4 separate regions of the Homo sapiens genome follow, and regions 1, 2 and 3 are each linked to region 4. A link is a contact called in ENCODE Hi-C or POLR2A ChIA-PET data. All regions are on one chromosome and are shown on one strand. Each heading gives the region's core, a stretch centred on a gene start or an enhancer-like site at or near the end of the contact. The rest is flanking DNA. Distances are from core to core; before and after follow the strand shown.

Evidence for each region. A loop is a pair of places that touch in the nucleus more often than their neighbours do. ChIA-PET counts read pairs that join two places held with the same protein, here RNA polymerase II (POLR2A). Pooled maps may share reads with other maps.
Region 1: a map of endothelial cell of umbilical vein shows a loop between it and region 4 (11-fold over the local background). The contact joins two enhancer-like sites. A Hi-C loop is called at or near these places in 2 of 168 maps with a recorded cell type or tissue (cardiac septum and endothelial cell of umbilical vein) and 1 of 50 pooled maps.
Region 2: a map of heart left ventricle shows a loop between it and region 4 (3-fold over the local background). The contact joins the promoter of LINC01985 here to the enhancer-like site in region 4. A Hi-C loop is called at or near these places in 3 of 168 maps with a recorded cell type or tissue (heart left ventricle, mammary epithelial cell and vagina) and 5 of 50 pooled maps. POLR2A ChIA-PET finds 5 or more read pairs at or near these places in 1 of 52 experiments (PC-3).
Region 3: a map of Caco-2 shows a loop between it and region 4 (4-fold over the local background). The contact joins two enhancer-like sites. A Hi-C loop is called at or near these places in 2 of 168 maps with a recorded cell type or tissue (Caco-2 and naive thymus-derived CD4-positive, alpha-beta T cell) and 2 of 50 pooled maps. POLR2A ChIA-PET finds 5 or more read pairs at or near these places in 3 of 52 experiments (HepG2, activated B cell and activated CD4-positive, alpha-beta T cell).

Annotation. Positions count from the first base shown.
Region 1 is chr3:30,537,758-30,545,122 of GRCh38, forward strand. No RefSeq gene overlaps it. Among named protein-coding and RNA genes, the nearest start is that of LINC01985, 23 kb to the left of the region's middle. Within about 2 kb of position 2,199, at least 5 of the 41 ENCODE cell types and tissues checked have a DNase peak (open chromatin) inside an H3K27ac peak, as active enhancers do; they include endothelial cell of umbilical vein, where a contact is called at or near this core.
Region 2 is chr3:30,513,601-30,521,262 of GRCh38, forward strand. It overlaps LINC01985 (long intergenic non-protein coding RNA 1985), which reads left to right and starts at 5,268. Exons shown (of 3, transcript NR_147054.1): 1 at 5,268-5,357.
Region 3 is chr3:30,626,802-30,634,684 of GRCh38, forward strand. The region is part of intron 1 of TGFBR2 (transforming growth factor beta receptor 2); the gene reads left to right. Among named protein-coding and RNA genes, the nearest start is that of TGFBR2, 24 kb to the left of the region's middle. Within about 2 kb of position 2,575, at least 9 of the 41 ENCODE cell types and tissues checked have a DNase peak (open chromatin) inside an H3K27ac peak, as active enhancers do.
Region 4 is chr3:30,226,680-30,233,680 of GRCh38, forward strand. No RefSeq gene overlaps it. Among named protein-coding and RNA genes, the nearest start is that of LINC01985, 290 kb to the right of the region's middle. Within about 2 kb of position 1,437, at least 6 of the 41 ENCODE cell types and tissues checked have a DNase peak (open chromatin) inside an H3K27ac peak, as active enhancers do; they include PC-3 and endothelial cell of umbilical vein, where a contact is called at or near this core.

The DNA.
Region 1 (7,365 bases), core at 949-3,448, 310 kb after region 4:
TGAAGATCAGGAGATTTATATCCACGTCTTAGGTCAGATTCTCTAGGAAGTGGAATCTGAGATGGTTGTGAGCAGGAAGTTTGGGGAGAATCCTCTAGGGATCTACATCTGCAAGGGGTAAGGAACAAAGGATTGGAAGGAGGAAGAAGTCAAACTGTGATGCAGGTCCTACAAAGACTTCAGCTAATCTCAAGAGAAGCTGTAATACAAGATGGTCCTTCAGAGATATCCATCCAGGTCTTGTCTCTCTGCACCAGTGGGTCATGGGATGCTAGCTGCGTTAAGCATATAACCTTGGTAAGGAGGACAATTTCTGTGAAGAACCATCAGAAGAAAAGACTCCTGGCAGCTGGGTGATCAAATGCCTAAGTACTGAAGTGGGAATGTGGAGACCACATCATAACTTTCATTACACAGGGCCACAATTTTCTGAAAAGTGTCCAACATCCCAAAAACATAATTCTAATAAGACCTCTTCCCACAACCACACATCTAAGAAATGGCACCTTTAAGAAGTCTCCACTCAACAATTCTGAGTGATTTTCTATCCCCATCCATTCTTTGATGCAGTGGGTATTTTCACTTTGTAGAGAAAAGGAAAAAATATTTTCTAGTACAGCATCCTCCCTAGTAGGGCAGCTCAACAAGTTTATATTAACACTACCCCCAAAACTTGTTACAGATCAATTAATCTCAAGTTAAAATGATCATTTCTTGCTAGTATCCTCTGATAGTTCATTAATTGATATCAAATAATGCTACTTGTTGCTTTTAATCTCTGGTTTTTCCATGATGGTCTGCTTACCTTCTACATTGGAATAACTTCAAGGAAAGAGGGCTAATAATTGAAAACAGATATTTGTGGGTCTCTCTCCAGATGGACTAAACCTGACTCAATGAGGAAGAAGCACAGCAACCCATTCTTTATGTTTTGGGATATTTTTATGGATATAAATGTTCAAGAACTACTATTACAAGTTCTCTAATCTTCCCTAGTTTGAGTCAAATCATCTGGGAGTCATGGGCTCACAGCTCTTCACATTAGCCTCAGTAGCTCTTTTTTTATTTAATTGCACTTTGGTGAGATGCCAGCAGCCAATACTGAGGTGTATTATATAAACTTCACTGAATAACTTGTGTCTGTGTTTACTGTTGAGATTATGTGTATGACAATATATGGTATCCTGTCTGTAAAGACTTGGGAGAAAATTCTGATCTCATAATCAGATAGAATTGTTCATCTCTTCAGCAACTAGATAGATTTAACACTATAAGTAGTGTGACTCACTCACCTCTAGTGTTTCCTTCTTCTCATTGGCTAGCAGAAACTTACAAGTTTTTGGCATACCTCTAGAAAATATGCGTGACTTCATTGTGTGATTTTTGTGTCCTGACTCACTTTTACTTTCACTGAAATTTCCTGAGTCTTTTTTTAAATCATTTATTTGCTATTTCATATGTATTTTATTAAATGATTTTTTAAATCCCTTCTGGAACAAGCCTGGGTATAAATAGTCAACTGTATTCTAATTATTAACACGTACCAGACATTCAACAAGTTCAGTCCATCAGTGAAATACCTTAAAAGCAAAGACGTAGCCCCCGCCAGTGTATTATAGATGCTTTTGCAGGGAACTGTGTGAAGAAATTCTAGCAATGTTGTAAGCAATTAATTGGATAGGATTTCAACTTTTGACACCAATAACCGGTCTAACAACATTCTGTGACTTGGCATATCAGTGAACATAGGAGAAAATAATAGGGCTTGTGCATTTCCAAAGAACTATTGAGGAAGGAATTCAGAAAATATCCCACAATTTTAATTATCCTTTCTTTTCATTAATCTTCCTCGCTTATGCATGCATAAGCATACAAATAATATAAAAATTATAGAACCCCCGGATTTCATTTAAATCTTTCTGGCCCTTCGGACATTTACACAGTGCAAATTCCCTCTTTTCACCCAGTCATGCATTATACTTTGCTATAGGATGAGGAAATTCTTAATAAATGTCATCATGATTTAGTTCACTTTGGGCAAGTAAGGTTAAATTTAAAATATTTAGAAGTTTGAAGTTATTACATTACAGATGAGTTTGTATTTCTTACTATTTATTAACTGTAAGAGTATACTAGAATAAGTGTTAGATGTTGCCTATGACTATATAAAGTATCTGAGTCAACCAGAAATGAGCTCACACTTCTAATAACTTAGGCATGAATGAGTGAATCATAAAAAAGCCCCCCGTTCCTTTTATTGAAATAATCCTGGGAAAGATGGAAACAGCACAGGCCTCTGCTTCTGATAACAGATATGGGAAGGAAATATGGTACAGCCCTGGAAAATCTTTGGGCTGTTAGAATTAGCTTTCTTTTTTTTTAAACTTATTTTTTATTATTATTATTATCATTATACTTCAAGTTCTAGGGTACATGTGCACAACGTGCAGTTTTGTTACATATGTATACATGTGCCATGTTGGTGTGCTGCACCCATTAACTTGTCATTTACATTAGTTATATCTCCTAATGCTATCCCTCCTCCCTACCCCCACCCCACGACAGGCCCCACTGTGTGATGTTCCCTGCCCTGTGTCCAACTGTTCTCATTGTTCAATTCCCACCTATGAGTGAGAACATGCGGTGTTTGGTTTTTTGTCCTTGCGATAGTTTGCTCAGAATGATGGTTTCCAGCTTCATCCATGTCCCTACAAAGGACATGAACTCATCCTTTTTTATGGCTGCATAGTATTCCATGGTGTATATGTGCCACATTTTCTTAATCCAGTATATCACTGATGGACATTTGGGTTGGTTCCAAGTCTTTGCTATTGTGAATAGTGCCACAATAAACATACGTGTGCATGTGTCTTTATAGCAGCATGATTTATAATCCTTTGGGTATAGACCAATGGAACAGAACAGAGCCCTCAGAAATAATACCACACATCTGCAACCAACTGATCTTTGACAAAACTGACAAAAACAAGAAATGAGGAAAGAATTCCCTATTTAATAAATGGTGCTGGGAAAACTGGCTAGCCATAGGTAGAAAGCTGAAACTGGATCCCTTCCTTACACCTTATACAAAAATTAATTCAAGTTGGATTAAAGACTTAAATGTTAGACCTAAAACCATAAAAACCCTAGAAGAAAACCCAGGCAATACCATTCAGGACATAGGCATGGGCAAGGACTTCATGACTAAAACACCAGAAGCAATGGCAACAAAAGCCATCATTGACAAATGGGATCTAATTAAACTAAAGAGCTTCTGCACAGCAAAAGAAACTACCATCAGAGTGAACAGGCAACCTACAGAATGGGAGAAAATTTTTGCATTCTACCCATCTGACAAAGGGCTAATATCCAGAATCTACAAAGACCTTAAACAAATTTACAAGAAAAAATCAACCCCACCAAGAAGTGGGTGAAGGATATGAAAAAACACTTCTCAAAAGAAGACATTTATGCAGCCAATAGACACATGAAAAAATGCTCATCATCACTGGCCATCAGAGAAATGCAAATCAAAACCACAATGAGATACCATCTCATACCAGTTAGAATTAGCTTTCTATAGAGACAGCTGGTAACACATAGCACATTAGTTAAGCAGGCTCTGGCATTAGATTGTTAGGGGTTAAACTCTAGCCCTAATGTTTATTAAGTGGTCAGTACTGGGATATTTGACTTAGTCTTTCTGTGCCTCAGTCTCTTTCTATAAAGTAAGAATAGTAATACTACCTATCTCACAGAATTGTTTTGAGGATTAAATAGGTTGATCTATAAAGAGCCCTTGGACCTAGAAAATAATAAAATTTTAATAAATATTGAATGTTAAACCCCTCTCTGGTTGATGTCCTGAGACACAGATTTACCTGTATTCCTTATTGGGAGATTTGATATGCAGTTCAGACCAAGAATAGCCATTATTACCATAATTGCTACTAGCTCCATCCATAATGGAAGATCCCATTACATAGTAGCCAACTTCAGAATGAGCAAGCCTTGTATGCTTTGCTGAGGAAGTGGAACTTTATCCTCGAGACAAACAAGAGTCACTGGAAGGTTATAATGTAGTAAGAAGTGTTAAGTGTTCAGATTTGGCTTTTGCAAGGATTATTCTGTAGATAAAGCACTGTTGAGATGAATGAGAGAGAAACACACACATACAAACAGCAGCTTAAACAAGATAGAAGTGTGTGTTGTGTGGTGCATGTGTGTGTGTCTGTGTGTGCACGCGTAGGTTTTGGGGGATTTTTCTGTTTCCCGTGTAAATGAGATCCATTTACATGGCTAGTAAGGCAAATTCTCACATTGATCCACGAATCCTCTATTCTGCTTGCTTCTTCATCCTCAAAAATGTAGATTCACTTCAAATTCCAGGGTGGCTACTCAAAATGGAGTCATTATGTTTCCATTCCAGGATTAGGAAAGGAAAAAGAAAAGAAGGCTATACAGCCTTCCATTAAGAACACCTCCTAGAAGCTACACATGAGACTTCCGCTTACCTGTCCTTGCTGGAGCTTAGTTAGACGGTTACTTTAGATGCAAGTCAATCTGGAAAATGTGTTGCTTATTCCATATGGCCATGTAATTAAAAATACTCAACTATTAAGTGAAAGGGGGAAAGGCAATTCTAGGGGACAAGTAGGAGTCTTTACCATCTGCAAATAGCTAGTGAAGATGTCAGAAAGCTGTATCTTATAAGACTGGGTCACCAGCCAGCTTCATCCAAGAAGACCAGTCAAGGAGTATCGCAGGTTTCTGTTTTTGGTGAAAGGATAGAGGAGGTTTCATTCACAAACATAAGAAAAAGCTATTTTGTAAGGAAGATCATGAATAAATTCACCTTTAAGCATATTAAGCTTAAGATACTGGGCCGGGTGCTGTGGTTCATGCCTGTAATCCCAGCACTTTGGGAGGCCAAGGTGGGCTGATCAGGTCAGGGGATCGAGACCATCCTGGCTAACATGGTGAAACCCCGTCTCTACTAAAACATACAAAAAAATTAGCCGGGCATGGTGGTGGGTGCCTGTAGTCCCAGCTACTCCGGAGGCTGAGGCAGGAGAATGGTGTGAACTCGGGAGGTGGAGCTTGCAGTGAGCCGAGATCGCGCCACTGCCCTCCAGCCTGGGCGACGGAGCAAGAGTCCATCTCAAAAAATAAAAAAAAAAAAAGATGCTGTGGGACAACCCAATGGAAAATATATCTAAACAGTTGTATTTGAATTTGAGGAACTCAGGAGATAAATTCCCACTAGAGATACAGACTTGCGAGTCACCTCTAGAGCAGGTGGTTGAAAACAAGAAAGCGAATGAGGTAGCATGGATCTACGTTCCCCTTTCTTATTGTGGCCTAAATGGACGAGAGCATGCAGCTAGTAAGTACACTACCGCACAGGCTCTAGGATAATGGACTTGCATGGCCGCTCCAGGGTCTGAGGGCAGGGGTTACTCTCTGTATCTTCACACAAGTTGAGATGGAAAGAGGAAGCATAGTACAGACAGAACAAGTGGAAAAAGAATTCCATGGAGAGTCTGTGAAGACGGAAGCGTTTATTTCTAATGGAATGAGATCCCACAGGTTACAACAAAAAGCCTGAGGAGGAGATCAGGAGGGCAGGGAAGAAGCTCTGGGAAGGTATCTGAGAAAAGAGCTGGCCAAAGAGGCCCACATTATTATGGGTGGCTAAAACAGACATAGGAGTGTCATGTCAAATTATAAATAATTTGATTGAGACATGGTTTTTTACTTAGGTAGTACAGGGTTCTAAATCCAAGCAGAAGCAGAGGCCTGATGACCCCACAATCTATGGTCCTGTACTATATAGCCTTTGGCCTACATTCAGAGCTTGAAATGGAACCAGGACAAGGAACAGCTCTGGGACTGTGGAAGTCCTTTGCAGGGGCAGACTCTCTGTCCAGGTGTTAGAGAGATTTTTAAAATTATCTCCTTTCTGTTAGCAGCAGTCTTCAATGGCGGAGGCATGTCCTCAATATATAGCCCTCGGTTATTTATGACGGTTAACTTAGATCAAAGGACCTGCAGCCCAAAGGCCAAATCAGATCCACTGCTCATTTTTGTAAACAAAGCTTCATTGAAATAGAGTCACAACCATTCATTCAATATCATCTCTGGCTGCTTCAGTGCCACAATGGCAGAGCTGAATAACTGTACAAAGACCGTATGGCCCACAAAGTCTCAAATACAGTATTTCGTATCTGGCTTTTGAGAGAAAAAGTTTGCCAACTCCTAATTTGGGTAGACTACATAAAACACAGAATACAATATCTAGCACATAGTAAGTGCTAACAAATTACACTCGTTTTTGTTTTTATTTTTTAAGTCAAACCTTGATTACCAACATCTTTGTTATTGGCAATTTGATTTTAGACACTCTGGGGAAACCATTCATCCTTGCTAATTTACATGTTGTTGGTGGTAAAATTTACACAACTCTCCATTTTATCTAAAGCCTTGTATGTATAATTTCAGCCATATGGATTTTATGTGTGTGGAGATCATGGCTAATTCAACCATATGGAGATTATTTTAACTTAAAGGCATTAAAAACCAACTGATGATCTCATCTCTTATATATGCAATTATAATAAGAGTCAAAATGCCAGGACAAATGAATTTAAAGGGTGTTTTTAATCACTAATACTGAGCATAAAAATGGAAGTAAAAGTGAGATTCAATTTAAGATATAATATTAAAGGTTGTCACATTATGAAAATTAAAAATATGCTAAAATAGCAAAAGAAAACAAAGCAAGCCTCATGGATCCTATAACCTATTCTCTACTGACCTTAAGCCCATAGTTGAAAGTCTTCAGCATTAAAATTAAAATCCAGTGATATGGTAATACACTAAATGTTAATCCAAATCATGTTTAGAGTTTGGTGGAAAGAAATTTCTCCTGGAGAATATAGGCAATATACCTATTAATATATTTGGTAAAATTTGGCAGAGATTTGCTAGAGAATGTAATTTGAGAATAGGCAGATAGAGTACCATAAAAAAAGTACCAAAGAGTATCTTCTTAAATAAAAGGTAGTCACAGCACAATCCCTCTGCAAGGAGGCTTCAGTGTTGAGCTCAGATATTGATGGAAAAGGAAATGACTAATTTGGGAAAGTCTGTTTGTGTTGTGTTCAATCCTTAGCATCCTGGAGGGTCAGAAGAGTTCACGTCTCATAAAGTCTCAGGCCTTTGCCAAGATCATAATTGAAGTAGTCATAGGTTGTTTTCAGTGCCTGGCCAGCTCCTCTTAGCACTTATTTACATGTTTATGAAGTTTTTCCCGTTCTTCACAGTGATGCTGATGATGAAAATGTTCCCTATCTGCACTATGCA
Region 2 (7,662 bases), core at 4,018-6,517, 290 kb after region 4:
CTTGTTGATTTCCCTTAAATCAAAGTGATTCCTATTCCCACTTCACTAAATAGTTCCTTTTAGTAAATTGTTTTGAATTATTCTACTTGAATGTGCCATCTGTTTCCTGCCAGGAACTTTGACAGATCTAGTATATTTTTCCTTGAGCAATTTTAAATATTTTGTAATATCAATTTTATAATACCAAAATGCTATCTATCGTATGTATTTCAGAGAGGTCAGTGAATGTAAAAATGCACTACTTTATTCTGTCCGACACTAAAATAAGGCACCTAACCCTGGCCACCATGTTTTCTCTTCTGTATTTGCTCATGTTAACATTCTTCAAAGGCCACATATATTCAACAGCAGGACCTGAAAGCTTTTATTTACCCAAAACACTGATGAGCTCATGCTGTTTTCTACCTACCTTCATCCTGCCATATGAAACTCAAAAACAAAAGCAATGCTAAGACATTAAACAAGGGTAAAAGCAACTCAATGTTTGGGGTATTTTCCTAAAATAACTACTTTGGTAATTTGAAAATTTACAAACAATTTCAAAATAAAATAATTGCCCTTCTGATTAATTGATGTCTTAAGCGTGTACTTGATTTTTCTTATTGGAAAATTCAGAACTGCTGTGTGATATGAAGGCCAACTTCCTCGTCATGGAATTAAGGATTCATGATGACCTGCTTTATGCCTACCTTTCCAGACTAGGTTCCCAACATTCCACCCTCCATGTTTGCACTTTAAACCCTATAGTCATGCAGAGTTTGTAATGGGTATTAAATCTAAGTCTTTTTTGTTTGTTTTCTTTTTTTGTTTTTTGTTTCTTTTTGGCACAGGGTTTTGCTTTGTCACCCAGGCTGGAGTACAGTAGCACGATCACAGCTCATTGTAGCCTGGAGCTCCAGGGCTCAAGCAATCTTCCCACCTCAGCCTCGCAAGAAGTACTTGGGACTACAGGTGTGTGCCACCACACCAAGCTAATCATTTTATTTTATTTTTTTGTCGAGATGGGGTCTCTCTATGTTGCCATGGCTGGTCTGGAACTCCTGGGCTCAAGCAATCCTTTCACCTCAGCCTTCCAAAGTGCTGGGATTACAGGTGTGAGCCATTGATGAACGGAGCCTCAAAGTCTTTTTGAATGGTGTCCCATGGAGTTGTGCAACGTGGTGACTCTGTTTCAGCCATTTTTCTGTACTGTTCTCTATTGTATCCACCCCAACGCTATACTCCACACATACCCATACACACATATACATACAATCCAAGTTCAAGTCCCCGATTTTGTTCATGCTTTCACATTATGTGGAATGCTCCACCTCCTCCCACACGTGCACCCAGGCCATCTTCACAAGGCTAATACCTGTTATTCTTTGAGCCTCAACTCAGACATCTCCCCACCAAGCAACCTTTCCTGAGCACTTCACCTTTTACTTGGCACCTCTGCAGGCCTCTAACAGTGTATTCCATACTGGTCTGTGATCATATTTTGATATTGCTCTTTTCTATTAGACTATAAGGGTCTTAAGGGCAAAGATAATTTCTTTCTCGCCTTCTTTGTCTTTGGCTTGATGAACTCAACTATTTTAAGTTCTTTGCAGTATAGCCTTCCTGAAAGTTGTAATGTAAGTGGCTAAAGTCATTCCTCAAAACTCTATGAAACTTTCAGACAGCTTTAAACACTCCTCCCTGTGTCATTTTCACCATAGGTGTGTAGCACTCCCAATCCCAGGTTCCCCTGGGCTTTCTGTAACAGAAAGCATCTTTTTGGATTTTGCCCTGCCCAGGTTGAGCTCCTGGCTTTAGACTTTCTCTTTCCTTATTAAAATTGCTTCTTTCTAGCAAGCTCTTCGACCCAACTATCTAGCGATTAATTTAATAAATTAGTCTAGTATTTCCAAGAGGGTGTGGTAAATTATTTAAGGTAGTATATGGACAAACTATTTTAATAGATATAACTAATTTTATTGTTTTTATGATTTATATAACTAACACATGAAATGAATAGTTTAATAGTTACTATTGCTTATGAGAAGGCTGAAATTCAAAAACTAAGTTAGTTTAAAAAAATGTTAAATAAGGATACAGGTAACACACAAATGTAACACCCAAAACAAGAAGAGAAATCCTCAGATATGATGATGGTCAGTTCTATGTGCCAATTTGTCAATGCTGTTGCACCAGTGATTCAATCAAACACTAATCTAGGTGTTGCTGTGAATGTGTTTTGTAAATATGAATAGCATATATAATTAGTTACTTTTAAGTAAAGGAGACTATCATCTCTAATGTGCTTGACCCTGACTCTGTCCACTGAAAGTCCTTGAAAGCACAGGTGAGCTTTTCTTGACAAGGAAGAAATTCTTCCTGTGGACTGTAGCATCAACTTCTGCCTAACTTCAAGCCTGCCCTTCCCAATGGTCTACCCTGCGGATTTCAGACTTGTCACCAGCCTCCACAATCATAAAAGACAATTCCTTGCACAGATAGATAAGATAGATAGATAGACAGATAGGTAGATAGATATCCTACCAATTCTTTTTATCTGGTATAACCCTGAATGATATATCCAATGACTGAAGTTTTGCTTAAGGTTTTCCTGGCCTACAGTAACTGCATATTAACTCTAACTTTCTGGAAATAATGCTTAGAATCAGAACTTGACTTTATTGTCAACTATTATTGTTGTAAATAAAAGTGAGATATTAGTATTCAAAACTTGACAAGATACCATTGCTCCCTTTTCCTGCTTTTACCCACTTTATTTGTATTGGCTTGTGGATAAGAGGTCCCTGCCAAAATGTGTCAACTGGCATAGGAAGAGTAATTTATTTCAGCTAGCATATGTAACCTGACTCAGTAAAACGGTGCTGGTACTTGATAACCACATGTGCTGTCAAAATAGAGGTGCAGCTTAGAATCCTAGGATCCTGGAGAATTCAAGCTCCACCAAGCTCTCATCAGAATAACTTGAAATGTTATTTAAAATGGTGTTTCCTAGACCATCCGTCTCAGTTCTGCTACAGAAGACCCAGATTTTTACAGGCTTCCCACATGATACTTACAATGCTTTAGGAGTTCCCTAGTGGACCTGCAAAATGGTTCTGTCTTTACATTTTTAAAATTTTAGGATTCTGTAACATAGTGTATTTGAGAAATCTCTGTTATAGCTACAAGGACCCCAATATTTAGAATCCACTTAACTAGTCTGTGTTAGGTTGATTTAGTGACCCCAATTTTTTACTCCTCCCTATATCACACCCTTGCCATAGTAACTTCATAAATGAAGTATATTTTCACACTGCTTGGTACTAAATACTCATGAATGAGGCATATTTCCACACTCCTTGGCTTAGGGATTGGTCATGTGACTTGCCTTAGCCAATGGCAGGTTGTCCAAAATTGACCAGTGGACCCTCAATGTAAAACAAAGCCACCCCAGCCACCATGGCCTGAAACTGAGCCTCCCCAAACAACACACAGCTCTATGAGGACAAATAATTATTATTTTAAGTTCCTGAGTTTCAGAGGTGGTTTATTACATAGTGTTATTGCAGTGATCACTAAATGATACATAAACTAATTCCCTAACAGTATGGAGGAGGCAACTGAGGAACTAAGAAGCAAAGTGACTCCTACAGAGCCTTAATCCAAAGGAAAAACTCAAAATGGTAGGACTTTCATAGCAGGCCAGAAGAACACATTGATAAAGAGGTTTTCTTCTCCTTTTTTTGAGACGGAGTCTCACTCTGTCACCCAGGATGGAGTGTAGTGGTGCGATCTTGGCCTACTGCAACCTCTGCCTCCCAGGTTCAAGCGATTCTCCTGCCTCAGCCTCCTGAGTAGCTGGGATTACAGTCACGTGCCACCATAACTGGCTAATTTTTTTTGCATTTTTAGTACAGGCAGGGTTTCACTATGTTGGACAGGCTGGTCTCAAACTCCTGACCTCTGGTGATCCACCTGCCTGGGCCTTCCGAAGCGCTGGGATTACACGCATGGGCCACCACACCCAGCTGATAAAGAGGTTTTCAACATCCTTCCTTCCAACCACATGAAGTAGGCTAGCATCTTCAGATTGATACACCTTTGGAGTAGCAGCATCTTTCCCATCCACAAAACATCACCATGCTGCTCAGCCATGGAAACAGCTGAAGTTCAGTGGGACCACCTTATGGTCTGTAAGATGGGAGGTTGGTGTCCTTCCACCTCCTCCAATGACCTCAGTTCAGTTACTTTCAAACAACCATATACTAGCTGTTGAGTTAAAAACAAATACCACTAAGCCTTATTGCCTTGAGCATGGCATCTTTTATGCCAACCATTAAGATTTATATATCCAAATGCCTTTATTTAATACCTCAAGAAAACATCTTGCCTATTGGACAATTACCTACAGTAGTTAATTTTGATGGAAGGAAATTAGAGTAGAACTGTTTATTATAATCATGTCCAATTAGGACTCAGATTTGGAATTGCTCACTAAGACTCAAGAGTGTTTGAGCTGATTCATTGATTACAATGCTATGAAGAAATTACAAAAGGAATCTAAATGCCCTTGAGAACCTAAGGGACATTTGTTAATGCCAGTACATGTCACAGAGCCTGGAGCTTTATATTTCCACAGGGTTTCTTGGAAACCCTATTTTGCCAAATACCTTGAATTCACGCCCAAGCATTCTTCCTGTTCACAGCCACATGGTGGACCCAGTGCTGAAGGGAGATTAACACTGCAGTTTTCTTGCACAAGGCTCAGACTACACAATACTAAAAAATAAAAAGATAAACATGATTCTAGGCACATTCCGTGCCTCATCTCCATGGCCCAGTTCCTGTTATCCATAAGTAGTTTTAAAATAGTCCACGTTGTTCAGTCCTGCAAAATCAACAGCACTGGAAAGTTGGCAGGTATACTTGTTTAAACAAAGCTCCCAAGTTTTCTGCTGGCAGGTGTTTCCAGAGTTCTTGGAGCACAATTCTTTGGATAGGATATTTGCCAATATACATAGCAACAGGAAAGAAAAAGTGTTTTCCTTTACCACATTGGAGACACTGAAATGCCTTAGATGCAAAGCTGGATATTCAGTTCAGAGGGTTTTTTTGGCTGCAGGTCAAGAATAAATAATAATGAGATCCAGCATCTCTCTGCTCAGAACTCTGATGGGCTTCAGAGTGGAATGAGATCACTTATCAAATTGGCAACAGGTCCTCTCTGGCCATCTCCGTATAGTTTGACCCAATGAGTTTGGTTCTCCCTTCTTTGTCAATTCCCCTGTCTCCTGAATGTCTCATTCTCAAACTAATTTTGCTTGAAATTGTGGCTGGAGATGGTATGTTTGAAACTTAATATGATGAACATAGAACAGGTAAGACATTATTCTTCCCCCATTCATTCCTAGTCATTGATTTTAGTTACATTTTTAAGTCCAGCTTTCCAAAACTGAAACATGGGACTGCTTTAAAAGCACATGACTAATTTCATAATCTGTTCCTTTGCAGTTGGATTGGTTCATAGTTGCTTCCCTCAGATTCATTCTCTGAGCCATTCAATTAAGATCAGCCTTGGTGCTGGAACCCCACAAGAGAGAAGTAATACCTTGTCTCTTACCCTGAACTGCAAAAAACTAAATAGAAGATTAAAAAAATAATAATAAGCAAAGCAAGACTAAAGTCTGAGGAGGGGAAACACAAGCAAAGTAGGGAAAGGTCTGGGGGAGAAGTTTTTAAAACTTAAAGGAAGTCAAAATGTTTCTGGCTTAGAAGGTACTTAATGGTCATTAAATTGTAACTCAGTGAAAATTAAGAGTTTTAAGTTCCGCCTACAAAAATGTAGAATACCAGGCAATACTAAAAGTTACTGTAAGTCTTTTTTTTTAGTTACGTGCTAATGGAAAATGTGTATTGAATTTAAGTTCTTTCGTTTTTGTATTAACTGGCCTCATCTTGGGGTTCAATTAATGCCTCTGTCTGTATGATAACTTTCCTTCATTTCCCTCATAGTGTCTTGTCTTTAGTATTTTGAGAACTTTCTTATAAGTTTCCAAGCAAAGATACTCTTATAGATGTTCTGGGTTCCGAATGGGCCATTTCAGTAGAGTCTAGATGTAGCTGAGGGCCTTCTCTCAGAAAATTCATCTGTTTTGGGAAAAAAAAAAAAAAAAAAAAAAAGCCTGGGTGCAGTGGCTCACTCCTGTAATCCCAACACTTTGGGAGGCCGAGGCGGGCAGATCACTTGAGGTCAGGAGTTCAAGACCAGCCTGGCCAACATGGTGAAACCCCATCTCTACTAAAAATACAAAAAGTAGCCGGGCATGGTGGCACACAACTGTAGTCCTAGCTACTTGAAAGGCTGAGGCGGGAGAATCATTTGAACCTGGAAGGTAGAGGTTGCAATGAGCCGAGATCACTCCACTGCAATCCAGCCCGGGCAATAGAGCAAGACTGTCAGAAAAACAAAAACAAAACAAAAAAACAACTAGCCATTCAATTGACAGAGAGAAAACTAATTTTTTTCTTCAGTTTAACTGTAGAACCGTGGCTACAAAAAGAAATCACATTGGTCAGATTCTGAGTTTTTTACTTCAGGAAGACATCTGAGGAAATAACAGTGATTAATAATATAAAACTTGATCAGATAGACCTGAGTTTACATTCCTGCTTTTTACCTACTTGCAGGGTGTTTTAAAAAATAAGGCTGTCAGTTCAATAATGGTGTTGCCTCTCCTAGCTGTGATAATTCGATTCATTTATTAAAATCTCTGGGCTTTGGTTCCTCAGTGATAAAACAGTCAAGATGAGTAGATGTGATTGGAAGAATTAAATGAAGTAGTATAGTCAAGAGCAGACCCCATAAAGGCGATTTGATTAGAATGGCCACAAATATTTGACTGCAACTTTAAGATCACCATACTTTTTAACTTTTATGTGTTTTCTTTCATGAGTACTAAATATCTATTGTAGGGAAATTAGAAAATACAGAGAAGTAAAAATAATGAGAATTACTTAATCACTTATAGAATCACTTGCCAGAAATAATTATTGAGAATTCGATTAAATCCTATCAGACTTAATCATAAAAAATCAAAATGACATCAGATTGTCCCTGAAATGTTTAATTTTCACCTTTTAGAGTATCTGCCTGATCTCTTTTATGAAAGTGAGTGAAGAAAGTCATAAGAAATTGATTTCTAGGAGGTAAACCAGGAGAAAGAATCCTGAGAAGATTTGGGAGGAAATGAACTTACTGTTTGTTTGTTTTCACAAAGGAAGAAATGTTGCGAATTCCAGGCAGAATATTGTTTTCTGCCAGATCCTTTCCGGAAAAGGCAATAGTGCTAAGGCAGGGTTTCTCTCAGAAAAATAGCAAGCCCTGAAGGATTTCTATTGGGTAGGTTTCACTAAAAATGAGGAATCAATATTGTTTTTATTGTCAGCTCCCAGTGACTGAATTGGAAAGGACTGAGAAAGCAATAACTTCATTTTTCAAAAGTTGCCTCCCTTTTCCCTTCTTTCCCTTCATTAGGATAATTTGTAAAAGCTTTTTGGCTCTTTCTGTGGTCTCTATTACCAAAAGATCTGAACAATTATTTTTGAAAATTTACCCCTAAAATCTATTTGATAGTAATGTTTTAATGTAATATCTAACATATTGCTTCATCATATTTGGAATAT
Region 3 (7,883 bases), core at 1,325-3,824, 400 kb after region 4:
TGCTCTTCTTGACCTTAAAATCCACCTGATAGATCTGGTAGGGAGGTAGAAATTTTGGTGGTAGGAAAGCCAGCAATTATCAGGTCAAAGGGTTTCTGATAAAAGGAGTTATTCAGCAGAAAGGTAATCAGATTATGGGAGCCTTAAGTGCCAGTTTGGGCTAAATTCTCTGAGTCACTGGCAGATTGTAAGTAGGGGAATGACGTAATAAAACCACTGCAAAGCCAGGAGTTTGTGATGGGAAGATAGGAAATCCCTTTCTTTTTTTCCCACATGGGAAATAAAAATCTAAAGATGTGTGGGGAAGCTCCTTAGAGTGCCAGGACTTTCAGTATCCCCCAATTTATCATTAGGTTCTGTCCAGACCTCGTTCCGCACACAGTAGCCTAGAGACACCTCTGGAATAAGGTGTGACAAAAAACAAGGAAATAAATTTATTAATTTTGGAAAATGCCTTCTTTTTCCTAGGCCTCCCTCATAGACATTTTCCTGACAAGTCCCCACTTCAGGTTTCAGAAAGAGATGCACCATCGTTTGGAATTCTGAAGAAACTCAAGTTTCAATTGAGCTGAGTCTCAGTGGCATGTATTTTATTACATCTAATGCCATTTTAATGTACTTGAAACTGGGGAGATGAGGGCAATTGGTACACATGTGTAAACCACTACAAAAAGTTCACCTGAGTGTAGAAGGTAGCCAGTAGCCTAAAAACCCTGTATTTTGGAGGCTGTTACTTCATAATCTCTATTATGAAATTGGGAAAAATTATGTAATTATCTCTCTAAGATGGTCTTAGATCCACTGTTCAATAGAACTTTCTGCAGAGATGAAAATATCTTATACCTGGGCTGTGTTAAGGTTTAAGGACAGCACTGGTATAAGATATTTTCACCTTTGCAGGAAGTTCTATTGAACAGTGGGTCTGAGACCATCTTAGATGATACATGTGGCTTGAAACGTAGCAGGTGCAAATAAGGAACTGAATTTCAAATATAGATATATTTTTATTTCAGTTAACTTGAATTTAAATAGCCACAGGTGGCTCTTGGGTATCATAATGAATAGGGCAGTTATGGAGCATCATTAAAGTCCCCATTCTTCTCAAGTCCCAAAGAGGTCCGTTCAGGTAATTTCTTAGCACCTATAATCACAGTGGGACAGATTAAATTACTTGTACTTTTCCATTCCTGTGCTTTGGAATTATAGGCTGTTTCTTTGTCCTGGAAACCAGATAGTCTAATGTTTGTGGAAATACTACTTAGTAGTGCACTGCAATTATAATACTTTATTGTAGGAGGATGCAGCCAGGCCTTTTTTTTTTTTTTTTAATCATCTGTGTTTTTAGTTTTAATCTTAAAAGGATTATAAAAATAGTACTGCCTTGTGGGAGAAAAATATGCTTAAAGTCTATGAGCATGGAGTGGTAGGGATTATAAACCGTTACAAACTTCTCCTGGAAATTCTGGGGAAAGGGAAGTTAAAGCGGCCAATAGAAATCTCCTAGGAGAAAACTTGCCCTGAAGGGATGCTTTTAATTGGGTTCAGTATTTATCAGAAGAACCCTGCAAAAGTGGTTTCCCTGAAGGCATTTGGATTTTCCCCTGTGAATAAATTTCACCCACCTTGGTCACCTCTGTGCTGTATTCTCCTAGAAACTCACCTTTATTTGGCATGCTGTGACTTAAATCCTCCAAAAAAAAAAAAAAGCCTTTGAAAAAGCCTGTGGGTTTTTTTTTTTTTTTTTTTTTTTTTCTCTAAAATGTTAATTTCCTTTCTTTAGGCTTGTGTGGGCTTTGACTGGAAACTTAATCTGTGTGCCTGGGCTCTGCATTAGGTTTCAGTCATTGAAATGGGGCTTAATAAGAATTACTTGATACCTTAGGAGTCAGACGAGCCTTACATTTATCTTGGGCTCAGGGATTTGCATTTTGAGAGGTTGTGCCAGCTGACATGAGCCTTTACAGGTTTCAGCTTGTTGCAAACCTAGTTGGGTCCATTTCTCTCACTTCTGAGACCTTTTGCTGCTGCCACTCATAGCTAACGTGTTTTCCATGGAACACTACTCCTTGTCCCTAATTGTCTTCTCTCCCTACCTCAGCAGTGACACTACAGACAGCCAGTCATTTAATACGAGACTCATTCCTTAAGAAGTTGGGATAGAACTTTAATTACACAAGGCATCCAAGCCAGCAGTCAGGGCCCTTTCCAATGCGATTACTTTTCAAGCTCTGCCCTGCTTCTCCTTCCATTTCCCTCTGGGCCTTCGTTTTCAGATCTCCTCAGAAGCCGAGGAACGCAGGTCCTTTTGAATTTCTTTAGATCAGTGTTGTCCTATAGGACTTTCTGCAATGATGAAAGTATCCTGTCTATTCCTGGCCACATGTGGCTATTAAGCACTTGAAAATGGCTGGTCTGACTTGGAACTGAATGTATGATTTCATTTAACTTTAGTTAATTTAAATTTATAAATCCATGTGTCCTCATGGCTACTGTGTAGCTCTATCTAGATTATGCCCTTGACTTTTGAACAATGTGTCTTGGGAGAGTTCTCTTGGCTCTGGCCCTCCACTTTCATGAACCAGCTCCTCCCAGTGGGGAAAGAAGAACTCTCTTTGACTTCAGAACTGACTTCCTTTTATTGCTAAGTTAGACAGGCTAGGCCTTGAGCTTAAAACTCTTCACCAACTGTTTATACCCTCCATACCTGGCCTCAACATGTCCTTTTTTCTCTGTGACTATATCCTTATTCTTTATCCAGCAACAGCAAATATGCATTAATTTTCTGCAGATAAGGTTTCCTTTGGAACTTAAGGAAGAGGTATGAAACTTGGCTTTGGAGGACTTAGGGATAGGAAAGCCATCACCAAGTGTTTATAGAGTACCAACCACCGTGTGCCAGCCAATGTTTGAGATTTGGGGAATACAGAGTGAATTAAAGTCCATGTGTACAAGCTAATAAACAAGATTCTATCAACATGTCAGCAGATAAGTACAGCGCGAGGGTCTGAGAACAATGGTAGATGCTTGTAATTTTAGAAGCGGTTGTCAAGAATGGCATCTTTGATAATGTGATATTTGAGCAGTAATTGGTATGAAATCGGGATGAAGAAGGCAGATCTCTGGGTTAAGCGCATTCTAGTTGGAGGGAACAGCAAGTACAGTGTCCTAAAAACAGACTGTGCTTGTCATTTCCTCCCCTCCTCCCCCATGGTTTCTCATTTTTGCTTCTCTTTCTAAGAGTTACATTTATAGGCATACATTTTTACACTGGACATCACAAGAAATTGAGCGAGTTCACAACTCCACTGGTGCTGGTAAAAAGATTATGCTAAGATGGATAAAAGACTATGAAACATAGTCAAAATGCACTTCTCAGTCACCTCTGGCCATACGATTTTACACATCTGGGTTCTCACCCCAGAATGAGATAGGTTTAATAGATAAGATTCAGTGTGGGGCAAATCTAAGGTGCCAAAGTTAGGTACATACTAGAACTTCCATAAAGAGTTGTCTTAAGAAATAGAAAGCATTATAATTTGACTTTGTAGCCAAAGGTCATTCAAAACATTTCAAAGTTTAGATCACTTATTCCAGTTTTATCTCTAGTACTAAATGTTATTTCAGCACACAAATGTGGTCATTCCCCATGGATGGAAGGAGCCAGCTGTGTTCCAGAACTATGTTGGAAGATTGCACCTTGAAGACTGTGTGCATGGTTCTCATTTTCCATCTTAAAATCACTGCTGGAATCTATCTTGACTTTTCCACAGCCCATTGACAACTGTCATTATGTAAATACTGTCCTTTTTTCTCACCAACTACTGTGGCTGATGTCTCCCCTCCAAAATTTATGTTGAAACTTAATCCCCATTGTGGTGGTATCAAGAGACGGAGATTTGGGGGAAGTGATTAAGTCATGAGTGGATTAGTCCCACATAAAAGGGCTGGAGGTAACCAGCCTGGATCCTTTTGCCCTTCCATTTTCTGCTATGTGATGACACAGTACTGGTCCTCTCTAGAGGACACAGCAACAAAGCACCATCTTGGAAGCAGGAAAGGGGGCTCTTACGAGACATCAGAACTGCCAGTGCCTTGATTTTGGACTTGTCAGCCTCTAGAACTGTGAAAAATTTCTGTCCTTTATAAATCACCCAGTCTCACATATTTTGTATGGCAGCCAAACAGACTAAGTTACCAACCTTAGTGGGATTGCTAGGACTTGGAAAGGAGTAGCCTTTTTTTTTTTTTTTTTTTTTTAAATACAGAGTCTTGCTCTGTCGTAAGGCTGGAATGTAGTGGCACAGTCTTGGCCATCTGCAACCTCTGTCTCCTGGGTTCAAGTGATTCTCCTGCCTCAGCCTCCTGAGTAGCTGGGACTACAGGCACGCACCATCAAGCCCTAGCTAATTTTTGTATTTTTAGTAGAGACGGGGTTTCGCCATATTGGCCAGGATGGTCTTGATTTCTTGACCTCGTGATTCACCCACCTCGGCCTACCAGAGTGCTGGGATTACAGGCGTGAGCCACCGTGCCAGGCCGGGAGTAGATATTTTAATCACAGGAGGTAGCATCAGAAAAGTTGCAGCTACTCACCACAAGAGAGACCTTTATGATGTTTACTGCAAATTGCATCAAGGTCATGACAGCAATGAGTAATGCCCAGGAAAGGCGAAGATCAACCTTACACTTTTTCATCTAACTGCACTGTGAGAAAACAAGCAAAATTGCCCAGTTTAAGGGCAGATTCTCAGATTTTGTTTCAAATTTCCTGCCCTTTGTTGTCCTTTCTAGAAGCCTTAACAATACTTGCAACTTCTTTCTTTTTTTTTTTTTTTTTTTTTTACTTCCTCTGCTTGAAAAACATGAAGGGGGAAGTTTCAAAGTGTTTGGTGTTATCTTAGAAACCAAAGTGAATCTGAATGTGTCTTTCTGTCCTTTTTGTGTCATTTTTCAAAATGAAAGGGACCTTTAAGTTCATCATGTCCAACCCATTTGTTTGACTGGTTGGAGAACAGGCACAGAGAGTGGTTGGGTAATTGCCCTTGAACTCAAAGCCCCCTCATGGTCGATTCAGAGCCTTCTCCACTGCAACCTGCTGCCATTCCCAGCATGGTGAATTCTCCTCCAGTAGAAGTCATATAGCAATGTTTTATAATTAACTTTTACGTGAGCAAATGAGCTCCAGGAGAGAAGATTAAGGAATATTGCTTTCCATATATCTGGATGGCCCAGAACACTTTTTAACTAGGTACTTAAAAATCTACTACAATTGTTGTTGCCCATATTCTTCTGTAATTCTTTCATCAGCTGTGAATGAAAGTACAGCAGTTTTATTTCCTTGAAAAGTAAGCCAAACATGATTTTATTTCAATATTTTAGAATTCCACAATCTTAAGACACATCATTGCCTTCCCATCTCTGCATGTCAAACTTACTAATTTTATTAGCATGTTGCGAAATAACACACTAAGTGTCTCAAAGCCAAAGTAGATCAGCTCTCGCCTGATAAATGTGCAGGAGTAAGCAGAGGATTTGAAAATTGAACTGGATTCTCAAGTTACTGCCTGTTTGCCAGACCTATGCTGGTTATGAACAATATTTCAAAACCAGATTATTTGGTTCTAGATCCTAAACACTCTTGGCAACTTTATTGTAACGATGATTGATTCCATTGTATATTTGAAAGCATCAGGGCACAGTGGTAACAAAAAATTATTATATTTCAATTTGTCTATTCATTCAAATTTCCTGAAAGGTTTTTTAGAAGTCATCAAACTGCTACATTCTATTGATGAGTAGGAATAGATTTACCAAACTCATACTTATCTTGTCATTTGTTTCCTGCAATTTTCTTTGGTGTGAGAGAGCATTGCATGGAATGTTACCTTTCTAGCAAGTGAATGCTTGTGTGGCATTTTTTACTGTCTAGAGGATTTTCACAGGTACTTCAAGCATGTTTGCTCTTCATCATGATCCTACATGGGACGATTTCATAAATCAGGAAATGGAGGTTTCAAGAAGTTAAGTGGCCCACAGCTAATACATGTAAGAGCCTGAATTCACACTCAAGTTTTTACCTTAAAACTCTTGGGCTTCACCAAGCTGACCTTATTATATATGTCTCCTAAAATAAGTGAAGTAATTACAAAGAACCAAAGCTTTTGTCTAAGAAACTTATTGCTTCCCCACCCCTTGTATACTTTCTTCAACTCCTAGTAGTCACACCTGTGTCTTTGCCTTGTACTGGAATGTGTGTAAAGTTCTACTCTTAAACTTTTTGATGGAATATCTATTTCATTGTGGAGTATCAGGAAGGATGAGGGCTTGTGTGTCACCATTGGCTTTGTCTTTTATTTGCTTTCTCTCATTGATATGATATGATAAGTTATTTCATCTCTTTGACCCTTAATTTCTCCATCTATAAAATGTTAATGACAAAATTGCATGGTGGTTGTGATAAGTAAATGAAATAATCATCACAGTACTTAATACTGGACTAAGCATTTGGTCTGCATTCGATAAATCATGATCATGGTAATAATAATTATTAACATCACATAGATCTGATTTCTAAAGTAGATGTCCTCTGGCCTTGAACTGAAATGTGATTATACACATTAGAGAATTACATGCATGTTAAAAATATTCATATTAGAGAGTTAAATCATGACTTTTTGCATTCTAGTTAAACCCTAATATTAGAAGAGAGAATTGAATGTGCAGGTGAAATAATCATTAATTGTAAACATTCAGGTGGCCACAGGGGCCTGGCAGGGGAGTAGGTGACATGAAGGAGTGTCAGGGAGGAGGCAAATTTGAGGACACAGAGACTTTCTCAAGAGGAGCATCTCAGCTCACAGTCAGCTGACTGTTGTCTTGGGATGGTGTGGGCCCACTGTTTCCAAGTCTTTTTTATTTCTTTAAGTGGAATTAGAAAACCAGTTTTGCATGTGAAATCTCTGAATTTTAAAACTTGGTTTATATTTTAAAAAGAAAAGAGTTCAGGCCAAACAGAACACATCTGTGCTCTGTGTCCAGCTCTTGTACCCACTGTAGCAATTTCTGCTTTAGCTTCTCAGTCTGTGCCCAAGTTATTTGGTTGTTAGAAACCAAGCGCCTTGGACCTCGTTATATTACTTTTTAAAGGGATGCCTTTCCCAAATATGGTAGTACTCTGGCCCTTTTCCAGAGAAAATATGGAAATCATCTGTTTTGACCAATATTTTCACATGTTTAATAAAACTGTAATTGAAAAACCTTTCAGGTACCAGGCATGCACAAGAACCCCGCAGCATATTTTGAAAAACTGAAGCAAAAGCCTCCACGGAGAAATTTATCAGTGAAAATTCTGCTCTCACAGAACATTGATATTCGGACCAAATCCCATGCTTAGTTGAGGCAAATGGTTCATTTCAGGGGCTGATTTTTCAGATTCTCTAATAGTCACTATCTTTTAAAAATCTGTTCTTACCAGATTTTGTGTTAGTTTCTGCATTTTCCATTAAGCTGCCTCAGTACTTTGAGATAAAGAATTGTTTAAATCCTAAATGAATAACTTAATTAAAAAGCACATCTTCATTTAGACCATCCTTATTTCCAAAGCTCTTTTGATGAAAATCATTTCGTGCATTTTTAAAAATTCCCTAGAAGAACTTAAAGATCTTGAGGAAAGGACCATGTCTTATCCTGTCCCCCTTCCCTCAAGGGTTTAAATATGAGGGCTGTCAGAAAGCAGCACATTTTCGTTTAGGTTGACTAATTTTGCTGGTAAGTAACAAATTACTTTAGTTGAATTGGAATGTTGTAAAACTCCGTCAGTCGTGTATCATTATCTTGCCTCTATCAGTCTGTGCCATTTACCAATGTTTTGACCATCACCAAGA
Region 4 (7,001 bases), core at 187-2,686:
TCTTTACATGCACCAGTATTTCTTCATCCACCATTGCCCAGTGCACAGCTAGAGTAACCTAAACTTTATTTAGTTTCACTTCCGTCCCACATACTGGTAAAAGTGACAACAATTTTCCAGTGATCTTGAGACATCTTCCAGAGTGTCTCACGTGTGCTTCCCGAAAAGTCCTGGCCCTTCTCAATGTCGACTGCCAAGACCTCAGCTGCTGATAAGCAGCCGGGAAATAATTGCCTATGTTACCCACTATGGTCACCTCCCTCTTGGCAATGCCACCTCTGCTGGTGGCCCTGCCTGTACCAAACACCTCTGCTGGAATGCTCAGCATGTCAAAGTGGTACACGGTGGGTTACTCAGGATGCTAAAGCCACGACTATTTTGTGCACAAATGTGGGCTTCATGTTTCTCCCTATTTTGTGTCACATTTAGACATATGAATCTCAAAATAGTTTTACTAAGAGCCCAACATCTTAAGGAATTTTAATTAAAATAAACGTTAAGACCTTTATTTTTTGGCTTTTCTCCACCTGCTAGCCCTTTCACTTTTCTAGACTTAAACCCCTTTTCTAGACTTAATTCTGGGCCTAGGAACAGGAGAGGCAATCATCATATCTCATATAGAGTTTTCTCTTCATGTCTATTAACTAAGGATTGGCTGGTGGACCAAATTTGTCTGCTTGCTTGCTCTCTCTCCTCTAATTTCCCACAGGCAAATATAATTTGGGCCACCTTTACAACCAAACTTCTAGTTATTTTCAGATTCATGTGAAACCCAACCCTGCACAAATCTTGGGTTTAATTTGGGATCTTCATTCTGCTTTCACCAACTACCTAAAACCATCAAGCAGGAAGACCTGTCATAAAATTTTTTCCCACCTTTTGTCATTGAGGACATATTTTATCAATTCAGGCTAAAGATAATATTACTTTGCCCTCAAACTTCAGAGTGTTTTACTCCAAATGATAATAAACTCTAGAGACATACTTAATTCAATGCTTAAAAACCTAAGTGTCCTAAAGTGACCCAAGGGTTGGCCTAAATCCATCACACTGCAGGACAAAAGGAAATTCTTGTTATTTGATCTTTTGTGAAAACAGAGCAGCTGATCTACCATTCCTCTCTAACTTAGCATCACTTTTTGAGCAAATGAAAAGTTATCTATCAAACTTCTGTTTTTCTTCAGAGTTTAAAATTCTAGAGACTGGAACCATTTTCTACCTTCATCATTTTAACTTTCCAAGAAGTCTGTTTAGTGACTTTTCTTTGAAATGTCTTCATGCCCTTACATGCCTCCTGATCAGATAAAGGGACTCCACTTGCTTTGATCTTTCTTTGTAAGTCCTACTTTCTTCTGCTTTTATAGTCATCATTGTCCTCTTCCTGCACCTTCTCTAGTATTTCTGTTCTGAGTATAACTGATTGCGAAAATCTTATGTTTATCTTCCTCATGAAGGGTCAGCCAATGCCAATAAAAGCAAAAATTATCTTCATGAGGAAATGACTAAGCAATAACTTAGTAGCTTCTCATATCTTTCGACCAGACAACATTTCAACTCTCAGAAGAAAACTTGGTGGGGATATGCATGCAGGAACCATTCTTAAAAAAAAAAAATCTATTGTGTAACAAAATTAACTCTGGACTCATATAGGTTCAAAGCCCTAAGAAAAAAATTAAAGCAAAAAATCTCTAGGGCATTTTCAAAATCACTCACAGAGCAAACTCTCCTTAGAATAGTTGTCTTTATGGCCAGGATTGGGTCTATAATCCCAGTACTGTGGGAGGCCGAGGCAGGCAGATAGGTTGAGCCTAGGAGTTTGACACCAGCCTGGGCAACATAGGAAGACCCCATCACTACCAAAAAAAAAAAAAAAAAAAAAAATTATCTGAGCATGGTGGTGTGTGCCTTTAGTACCAGTAACTCAGGAGGCTGAGGTGTGAGAATCGCTTGAGCCCGGGAGGCAGAGGTTGCAGTGAGTTGAGATCACACCACTGCTCTCCAGCCTGGGAAACAGAGTGAGACCTAGTCTCAGATAAATAAATAAATAAATAAATAGTTGATGTTTTATAACATATTTCTCTTGCTGTACAGTTGGCTTTCTCTTATTGCCACAGAGTGATTTGATTGTGACAATTAAGTTACATATTCTACAGAACTGGTTTGTAGAAATAAATGAATAGGAGCAGTAAAAGAAAGAAATAGTAACATTGGAATAGCCAAGAAAGTTATACATGTAAAGATGGGTTGGGTGTTGGTTAAGCAACCATGTGAAGTCCAGACATTTGGAGATTAGTCAATAGGATAAAATTTTCATATCAAAACACTTTTCATAAAATTTCAGGGCTTTTCTGCTAAACTGAAGATCCAATAGGAAGGGATACCCACTACTCAATTTTTTTTCCTTCTTTCTGTGATCTCAAGTTTAACTGAAGTGGAAACATTAAGAAGGAACAAGCTTATAAACAAAACAGGCAATGACCTCTAGAAACAGTGGAACTTAAATATGCAAATTCCATGAGCTGTTCCCACAGGAAAGCGACTTTGCATCAAAATAAAGAAAATTTATGATGAATATGGGATGCTGTAAATTTGGGATGGATAACTGGTTTCAATAGAATTAAATTATTAACAGCAAGATTACCTATTCAAATTATAAAATTATATTTATTCAAGCCTATTTATGGGGATATTCATGAAATATGGAATTAAATATATTTTTACATAAACTAAACTAAAAACAGAAGCCTACCTATCATCAAATGGTATCTCACTGTCATATTATTGGAACATAGGTTCTAGCAGCTAAGGTATTTTTTTGTATTTATATATTAAATAATTCATAAATCTTTGTTTTGTTTTGTTTTGTTTTTGAGATGGAGTCTCGCTCTGTCACCCAGACTAGAGTGCAATGGCGTGATCTCGGCTCACTGCAACCTTCGCCTCCCAGGTTCAAGCAATTCTCCTGCTTCAGCCTCCTGAGTAGCTGGGACTACAGGCACCCGCCACCATTCCCGGCTAATTTTTGTATTTTTGGTAGAGACAGGGTTTCATCATATTGGCCAGGCTGGTCTCGAACTCTTGACCTTGTGATCCGCCCGCCTTGGCTGCCCAAAATGCTGGGATTACAGGCATGAGCCACTGCACCGGGCCTAATAATTAATAAATCTTATAAAATGTTTTAGATCAACATCTTATTCCTTGATTAATTTCTATGAATAAGAGAAAGGACTAGCATTGTTAACCATGTTTAAAACTGGAAATACCAAACCTCAGAGAGACTATGCAATTGTCCAATGTTACTATAACTTAAGTCAGCCAAGGGAACTGAAGCTAATTCCAGATGTACCAACTATTCAGTTAAAAAACAAAAACAAAAACATGAACCTAGCCCCATTAAAATGTAAGTTTTACCATTTTGTAAAAATTCACATTTTCAATAAAAGACTTACTCTCATAGATCTTTTGATATATCATTTTTGTTTAGACCAACAGTGCTGCACTCACACAAACACCTTCCCATTTCAACTTATTCATCTGAGAAGAATATCTCAACCAAAAGCCAGTCAAATTTGAAAAGGCAGAGAGAAAAGGCATAATCAAGGAAGAATTTTATATTTTGTCAATATTTTTTAAGCACTAAGGAATAGCTTTAGTTGCTGAAATAATAAAAAATAATAAATGATCACAGAGACTAAACAAGAACAGGTGATTCCTTTACTGTTTAAAGAGATCAGAAAGCAAATGGTTTCTTTGACTCAAGCAAGTCCATCTCTCACGTATGAAACTCTTAACTGTGACTACAGAGAAACATAATAAGCAAATCATCCAAGTAACAATAATCTAATCATATTCCCTTCTCCAAAATTCTACATGCCTGCCTACACACACGGAGCCCAGCTGTCTTTGAGGCGAATAAATAATACTTGAAGGTCAAGTGAAATTTTTCTATCTAGCAATGTCAGACAGAAAATAAAAGATCACTGCTCAGATGTTCCTTTATAAATGTCCCTGCTTCTCCTCATGATGCTAACAATGACCCAAATCTTTATTTCACATAGCTGTGGACATGCCAACATGGTTGTATTCTACCCTATGAGTGATTTCTTTCTTCACTTAGCTAAAGAACAAAAAAAGAGAGAAAAACATAAATCAACTAAATAATCCATCAACCATTTAATGGACATTGACGAAGTGCCTCCAACGTGCCAGGCACTGTGCTAGCATCTGGGAATAAGAGGAATAAAACCAACCTGGATGTTCTAATGGCTCAAAGTGTAGCTGAATATCCTATCAATGAAATAAACTGTGCAGCACTGTGATAAGAGTCACAGTGATACCATGAACAAGATCTAGACATGAGTGAAAAACAATCTTCCTTTGCAAAGTGAACAAAAGGTTTTCACCAAAAACTCCTTAACTCAGAGATTCAGATTTTTTCTTTTACTTTTTTTAGGTAGATAAGGAGATGGCACATTCCAGGCAAAGGGAAGAGCTGGGCACATGGATAAATGATAATATGGGGTTTTGGGGACCTATGAGCAGTTTGGGTTGACTGGATTTGGAGAAGAGAAGAAACAATGTGAAAGGCCAGAGTACAAATGGAAGGAGATGCTCCAGTAATGAAGAATCTTTAACTGCAGTCTGTGGAAGACCATGGAAAATTATAGCAGGGTGCTGGAAAAATCAGAAAATATAACATAGAGGGCCTGGGGCCCAGGTGGAGGGTGGCAGACTATGACACTTGGACCGAGGCTGTGGTAACAGGGATTTGAGTTACTAAGGATCTGGTAACTGGGTCAGAGGAGCAGGTGTTGTGGGTAACTCAACAGAACTGTTTTAATTCTTGAAAACAGTCACTCTTGCCCAGGCCATCCTTAAATTTCTGGTTTAATTCCCTCTGGTTTTTGGTTCTGAAGTATCTTACATTTTGTGGTTGGGAGAAATTTATTTGACTTAGGAGACTGAGCTATTGAGCAAGTTGAGCAAAACTTACATGAGCCACCAGAGAAATGAAATGTCCAGAACTGGCCAAAAGAGAAGCCCTGGGGCCCTGTCTTTAAAGGATTACTGCATGAATTAGTGACCAGCAGATGCTGAAAGTGAAAGTGGCATGATTGTAAATGCAGCATGAGAGTTTGGCTTGGATAGACCAGATGTTTACCAATTTGCTTTGGGAAACAAAAGCCCTAGAGAAGGGTTTGGAAAAAGCCATCAGGGACTACTAAACTGTGACAATGGTCAATTGCCTTGATAACCATCTTTCCTCTCCACAGATGTTTCCAATGATAGGAAATGCGGGAAAATAAAGGCCATTCAACTAATCAAGCCCATACTTAGCTAAGCTGGGAATAATGCACAGAGCTTTTTAAAAGCCTCTATTGTGATTCTTTGTTTCCGAAGGGGGCAGGGATTCTGGTTATTAGGTTTGATTTTAAAACCCCTCCACTGAATACCACCAGCCTTGTATTCTTGTTGAAATCTTGCACCAGGAAAACCCATCAGACCAACTTGATTAAAAGAGGGTGCTATCAACACTCATGTTAATTATTTGGACTAGTGGTGCATCATTTTGCTTTCAAGCTTCTTAGAGATATTTGCTGTTCTGTTCATGACACAATGCTTGTAATCTGGCCAGCCAGCCAGAAAACACCATTTCAAAAATTTGTGACGTAAACTTGTGGTTTAGTCCGTTTGCACACTGCTGTAAGGACATAACCGAGCCTGAGTAATTTATAATGGAAAGAGGTTTAATTAACTTACCATTCTGCAAGGCTGCGGAGGCCTCAGGAAACACAATCAAGGTGGAAGGGGAAGCAAATATGTCCTTCATCACATCGTGGCAGGAGAGAGAAGAAAGTGCAAGAGGGGAAAAGCCCCATATAAAACCATCAGACCTTCTGAGAACTCACTCATCATCACAAGCACAGCATAAGGGTAAACGCCTGCTGATTAAATTACCCACCACTCGGTCCCTCCCATGACACATGGGGATTATGGGAACTACAATTCAAGATGAGATTTGGATGGGGACACAGCTAAACCATATCAACTTGTGTCAGCTTTTACAAATACTATGTGTAACTCAGTACTAGGTGGGAGAAAGGAAAAAACAAAAAGAAACATTCTGAAAGATGAGGCCATAAATTGTAAGACTTACACTCTTACCACTACTGCTTAGTATCATCCATGGACCAGCAGATCAGTTTCACCTGGGAGCTTAGCAATGCTAATTAGTGTCTGTCACCCCAGGCCTGCTGACTCAAACTAGGCATTTTAACAAGATATTCCAGGTGATTCCTGTGCAAGTCCATTTGAGGGGCACATGGAGGGCTTTTGGGGCAAAAACTCAAGTGGTCTTTTTCTTTTAGACTTTTTTTTAATCATATGTTTTTGGTTTTTGTCTCCTTCTAAACTCGAAGCTCTTAGTATCATCATCATCATTATTATATTTTACATATGATAAAGGCAACCAGTTATACTTAGATGCAGGTAACAAAATGGTAAGTAAGAAAAGGAAATGTGAGATATAGTTGTATATGTGCTTTTTTATTCAGGCATTGAATGACAATCTCTAGAAGCAAGGCTAATGCTCCTATAATTCTGAAGTAATGATAGGTGTCAACTATATTTGGAAATGCCTGCAACAACTATAATGTTATATAAAAATATCTATGACAAAGTCATATTCTGTCAATACTACTGTGCCTTGTTGCTGCATTCATAATTAAAAGGTGTACTAAGTATGAGTTTGAGATTAGTAAAAATTAGATGTCATTTTCTTTCCAACCAAGTTAAACACTGCTGAATTCAGTCCAAGGGCCCCAGGTTAAGAACGTTTGTTCTAAGAGGCTAATGTAGGAAATTATGGGATGTGTTTTAACTTGGTCTTGCTGGAAGGTGGGTGAGGGCTCCATGAGCTGGCTCCATACAATCCTTCCTCAAGTACATGATGAAGGAAGGTGCAAGGAGGCTGATGTTCTTCCACCCCAGTAGGCTATTAA